2 separate regions of the Homo sapiens genome follow, and region 1 is linked to region 2. Evidence: read pairs that join two places in POLR2A ChIA-PET (ENCODE). Cell type or tissue: PC-9. All regions are shown on one strand. Each heading gives the region's core, and the rest is flanking DNA. Links, peaks and the distances in the headings are about the cores only. Region 1 overlaps ZBTB49 (zinc finger and BTB domain containing 49). Region 2 overlaps OTOP1 (otopetrin 1).

Evidence for each region. Peaks named below come from ENCODE experiments on the same cell type or tissue, not always from the same donor. Only the 100,000 strongest peaks of a DNase experiment are listed, where the experiment ranks them.
Region 1: POLR2A ChIA-PET joins it to region 2 with 14 read pairs; 2 of 35 experiments call an interaction of 5 or more read pairs at or near these places.

What each region holds. Positions count from the first base shown.
Region 1 is chr4:4,301,544-4,304,457 of GRCh38, reverse strand. ZBTB49 (zinc finger and BTB domain containing 49) reads right to left here. Exons shown (of 8, transcript NM_145291.4): 3 at 1,367-2,469. Among named protein-coding and RNA genes, the nearest start is that of ZBTB49, 13 kb to the right of the region's middle. In PC-9, for the core only: no CTCF peak of the experiment used is centred there; no DNase peak of the experiment used is centred there.
Region 2 is chr4:4,223,688-4,226,601 of GRCh38, reverse strand. It overlaps OTOP1 (otopetrin 1), which reads left to right. Exons shown (of 6, transcript NM_177998.3): 1 at 1-140. Among named protein-coding and RNA genes, the nearest start is that of OTOP1, 1.8 kb to the left of the region's middle. RefSeq lists an enhancer at 1-543. In PC-9, for the core only: no CTCF peak of the experiment used is centred there; no DNase peak of the experiment used is centred there; H3K27me3 peaks cover 344 bases.

The DNA.
Region 1 (2,914 bases), core at 244-2,743, 78 kb before region 2:
TCACTTGAGGTTAGGAGTTCAAGATGAGCCTGACCAACATGGTGAAACCCTGTCTCTACTAAAAATACAAAAAAATTGGTGGCGCATGCCTGTAGTCCCAGCTACTCGGGAGGCTCAGGCAGGAGAATCAATTGAACCCAGGAGGCAGAGGTTGCAGTGAGCCGAGATTGTGCCACTGCACTCCAGTCTGGGCAACAGAGCGAAACTCTGTCTCAAAAAAAAAAAAAAAAAATTGCAGTAATCATTAGGCTGTAGGAGATTTAGGCAAACAGAATCATCTAAAGTTTTTTCAGGGCAAAACTAAGTCTGTGATATTGCCTTCACGTGGAATAATTTTGAACTACTAGTGATAATAACAGTACTTTATATTCAAATGCACTAAAATGTATAAAGGGCCTTCACAATTATCAAAGAAATCTCCCAATAATACAAGGTCGTAAAATGCAAACTGTGAATCCATAGTGATAACAGAAGGTCACATCAACAAACACAATTACACAAACACCGTAAAAGCAGCTGCTGTGGAAGCATCCTGTTGCATGTTACTTCTCATGCCTATAAGGTAATTGTTGTTCATCTGTAATGTGCTATTAAACTCATGTTTAATTATAGGAAGAAAAGTAATATATATGTATTGTATAACATAATGTGTGTGTGTGGAGATATATATATAGAGAGAGAGAGAGACACACACACAGAGAGAGAGAGAGAGAGAGAGAGAGAGAGAGAGAATACCTTAAAAAAATCTTTTGGGAAAGAGAAAGAGGCATGAATTAAGATAACAAAACTTTGAAAATTCAATGTTTAAATTGGAAGAATTTTCTTTTGAGAATATCAAATGGTTAAAGCTGATTCTTATTAAAAAGTTTACTTCCTGACTCCCAAATTAGAATTTTAAAAATTAGACACTCAAATTCCTTCCAAGAGAACTTGTAGAATCATTCAAAGTATATTAGGTTAGTCTAAATTAACCTATATGATGCTTTCAAAAAATAAGCTTAATCTAATTCTAAAAAGACAACTAAATATAGCTTATCCATTTTAGAATTAATTTGAAATTCTGGGTGCACCAAAATTACTATACTTTCTTTAGAGACAGATGGCTTGTCATATAAAAATGTAGTTGAAATAAAAATTAAAAGTATGCACCTTTTTAAAGTGACTTTATAAAACCATTTACAAAACTTTAAGTCAGATGCATCACCAAAAATATAAAACAAAAAGTAGTTAATCCCCCTTATTTTGTTTAAAATCATCAATGACATCAAACAACAGCAAAACTTCTTACAAAAACAAGAAGAGCCAGTGGTGTCTGAGCATCCGCATTACGTCCTTCCCTTCTGCCTGTGGGTACTGAATCAGTTACCTGTATGAGACCGTTTGTGAAGCTCCAAGTTGCTTGGGTGTTTAAAAGGTTTCCCGCATAATTCACACGCGTATTGTCTCTGGGACTGAAGTGTCTGGGACTGGTCTTCCAGGGCAGCCGGGTCTTCAGGCCTCTCCGTCTCACTAATGCAATTAAAATTCTCACAACTGACGACTTCTTCACTTTCTTTTTCTTCAGCACTTTGGCTGCTAGCTTTCTCTAGGGTATTTTTACTAGCAGATTCCAACCTCTTTGTCAAACCATCATCTGACTTGGGTTCAGATACTTGCTCTGCGTATTTCTGTGACTTCAGGAAATTGAGCTTCTTCAGATGAATGGCCTTTTTGAGCCTCATCTGCTTGACAGGTTGTTGGCATGTGGCGTCTGACTCAGGGTGTGGGGCAGAGTCATTCACAGGCTGGGCCAGGAAGTTGGAAGGTAAGTGCTCGGGAGACTCCAGGATGCATTCAGAATGACTGACGGCACAAGGCTGGCTCTCTACCGTGGTAAGGTCTGTAGAGGTGCTGAAAGCAAAAGGCTGCTCAACAACTCTCTCCTGACTGGGACCAGCTGCGTGTTTATGGTACTGCTTACTGTAAAAGTTTCTGAGTTTGTAATAGTAATTTGGCTGTTTGAAAGGCAGTTCTGTGCAGCTGCCATCTGAAGTATCAGGAGCTTGTTTTGAGATTTCACCTGCGGAGTGATGACGATTAACTGATGGTGAAGCATGCGGATGCGATTCATCCAACGTTTTGTTCTGCTGTGCATCTGCTGAACATTCCTGCAGTAAATGAGGGGGGTAGTTTTCACTGATAACACAAGTGGCATCTGGGGTCAGGGTGCTTTGTAGAGACAATGTACTATTACAAGGCATGCCAGGTGGCTGTACTACAGTGGCTGATTTTAAAAATGTGTGACACAGACTCAGAACATTTTGAACTTGCAAACACTGTGCTGTGTCCAGCATTACTTGTATATTGTCCTGGTTAAGATCTAGATGAGAAGTGTACATGAAGTCCAGGATCTGCCCTATGCCACTGACATTTTTAACATCCAAGTGAAAAACATCATTCTTCTGGCTTGAAGAATTCTGAAAGAGGCTCCTGGTAAAAGAAAGAATATCTGTTTACAGTGCCAAAAATTCACACCATCTTTTTCTTATAAATAACATTCATATATTAATATTAAAAAATACTATCCTTCTGTGAATGTCAAAACTTTTAACATAAGTACATTTTAATCCTTTAAAACAACCTGGCAAACCATCCAACTAAATAATTCAGATGAATTAAATTGGTGGATTGGGTATGCAGACTTCAAAATATATCTCAAAGTAAATTTTGAAATATACTCAAATTTACACAATAAAAAATTACATACATTTATATGACTGATAAACCACAAATCAAGAAGTTTCTAAGATAATTCCCAATATGATCTAAGAAATAAAAGATTGCTCTAAATATTTTTTCGAAAGGTAATTATCCATATATATTAAATACATACTAATAGAGTACACAAAATTAAATAATATATACTTTTCACTAT
Region 2 (2,914 bases), core at 126-2,625:
CAAGAGCGACCTGCTGTGCTTCCTGACGGCGCTCATGCTGCTGCAGCTGCTGTGGATGCTGTGGTACGTGGGCCGCAGCTCCGCGCACCGCCGCCTCTTCCGCCTCAAGGACACGCACGCGGGTGCCGGCTGGCTGCGCGGTGAGTCCAGGCGCCGGGCGAGCGGGTCTCCGCCTCCTCGCCCGCTGGCTGCATCCTGAGGCTGCTCTGCGCCCTTCCTACCGCTGCCGTCTTCCCTTCAGCCTTTTCTGCCTTGGTCTCTCTGTGCATCTTTCCTAGCTTTCCTGTCTGCCCTTCCTTTCCTCTCTCTCTCTCTGAAGCTTGGGTCGCCGCAGGAGCCTCCTCTCCGCCTCCAGACGCTTCCATCATTACAGCCACAGTTACAGAAACCTCTCTTGTCCTTCCCTGACTTAAAGCCATGCAGTGGCCCTACTGACCCCATGATGGAGGCCACGCTCCCTCTCCTGACACTCAGAGCCTTCTAGCACTCGGCCCCCGAGGGCCCGTTTCCTTTGATCCCCTCCTTTGTTCTCATCCTGTGCTGGGGTCATTCTCGCGAACTTTCTCGCCCATCGCAGGACCTCTGCCTCTGCACATTCGGCACCTTCGGTTCTCTCCTCCAGGAATGTCTTTTCCACTTTCCCACCTGCCCCTCTGCTTTCCGAGACAGGGCTCAGGCCTCACCCCATTCTCCCCGCGAAGCTTCTCCGACCCCCTTCTCCTCCCGGCTTTGCAGGTCTGACCACATGCCCCCAGCCCGCACTGGGCTCCAGTGTTCTTGTCAACATGTCTGTACCCTCCACTCCACTGGGGAGCTCTGTGATCCCTGTCTCTCGGTCCTAGAGCCACCTCAGGGCCTGGCACGAAGTGGGTGTTGAGAAAATGAGGGGGTATGAATGAAATAATGAATGCGTGGATGCAGGGTGGGGCAAAGAGGGATAGAGGCTCCTGCTGGTACTCACAGGCATTGGCTGAAATTGTCAAGATAGGAGCTCTTTCTTCCTCAAGGGGCTGCCACATTTTTTTTTTTTTTTTTGAGACAATGTTGCTCTATCTCCCAGGCTGGAGTGCAGTGGCACAATCACAGCTCACTACAGCCTCTTCCTCCTGGGCTCAAGCAATCCTCCCACTTCAGCCTCCTGAATAGCTGGAACTATAGACACACATGGCCTTGCCCAGCTAAGTTTTGTTATATTTTGTACAGATAGGGCCTCGTTGTGTTGTCTCCTTTTCTCAAACTCCTGGCCTCCAGGGATCCTCCTGCCTTGGCCTCCCAAAATGCTGGGATCACAGGCATGAACCACTGTGCCTGGCTGGGGCTGCCAGTCTTGAATGGGAGACAGACATGGTGCAGGTGAAAGGGAGGAGGCCATGGGGAGCATGCTTGTGAAGAAAGCTTCTGTCTGAGTAACCTTCCCAGGAGAGGCCAAGTGCATTTCACACCACGTGGTCCAGGCACATCACACATTGCCACTTGGACTCTCATATTAGACCTGAATTTAAATCTCCATTAGAGTGGGGCTTCCGTGTTCCTTGCATGCATGACCTTGGGCAAGTTACCTGATTGCCTTCCTTACCCTGAACCCTGGTTTCAGCATCTGTAGAATGGGGATCTCAAACTGGATAAGATCCAGTGACTGATGAGGTGGCTGCCCAGCACACACTAGGCCTCCTTTCCACATTTCTTTCAAAGGTCCTGGCCAGATGCCACCTTCTTCACAAATGCCTGGCAGGAATTACTCCTCACTTCTATGGGCCACCATGGCCCCCTTTCTGTAAAGCTCTTTTGGTCCTTGTCCGTTTCTGCCTTGTATTATGACTGTTGGATATTAGCCTTACCATCCAGAAGAGATTTTAGACTTCTTAGGCTCAGGGACTGGATCTAGTTCATCTTGCTTTTGGGGAAATTTGACACCATTGCAGCGTGGCCCAAATTCCTGTTCTGAAAATGGTTGTTTTAGGGAAGTTAATGGTTTTGTGACTCTGTGAATGACAGTGAATCTGGTGCTATTTAAAACAAGGCACAAAGTGTTATTTTAGGATATTGACTTACACAGGCTAAAAAGTATTATACACATGAGCCTTTACCTGTGTTTTCCTATAGTCAAAGCCCCTTTTTTGTTCCTTCTTTCTCTCCTCCATCCTTTTTTCTCCCTTCTTCCTTCCCTCCTTCTCCTTTCCTTTCTTCCTCCTCCCTCCCTCCCTATTCCCTCGCCTTCCCTCCTCTCTGCCTTTCCTTCTTTATTTTTTTTTTTTGAGATGGAGTCTTGCCCTGTCGCCCAGGCTGGAGTGCAATGGTGCGATCTCGGCTCACTGCAACCTCCACCTCCCGGGTTCAAACGATTCTCCTGCCTCAGCCTCCCAAGTAGCTGGGATTATAGGCGCCTGCAACTATGCCCAGCTATTTTTTGTATCTTTAGTAGAGACGGGGTTTCATCATGTTGGCCAGACTGGTCTCAAACTCCTGACCTCGTGATCTGCCTGCCTCAGCCTCCCAAAGTGCTGGGATTACAGGTGTGAGCCACCATGCCTGGCCTCCCTTTCCTTATTTTTTTCCTCATTTTCTTTCTCTCTTCTCCTCCTTCATCTTTCCTTCCTCTCTTCCTTCCTCCATCCTTCTCTCCACTGTCCCTCTTCCCTCTCTCTCTCCTCTCTTTCTCTTCCTTCCTCTCTTCCTCTCTCCCCTGCTGTTTTTGTTTTTGTTTTTGTTTTTGAGATGGAATCTCACTCTGTTGCCAAGGCTGGAGTCATGGGTCACTGCGACCTCCACTTCCTGGGTTCAAGTGATTCTCCTGCCTCAGCCTCCTGAGTAGCTGGGACTACAGGTGCACATGCCACCACACCCAGCTAATTTTTGTATTTTTTAGTAGAGACAGTGTTTCACCATGTTGGCCAGGTTGGTCTCAAACTCCTGA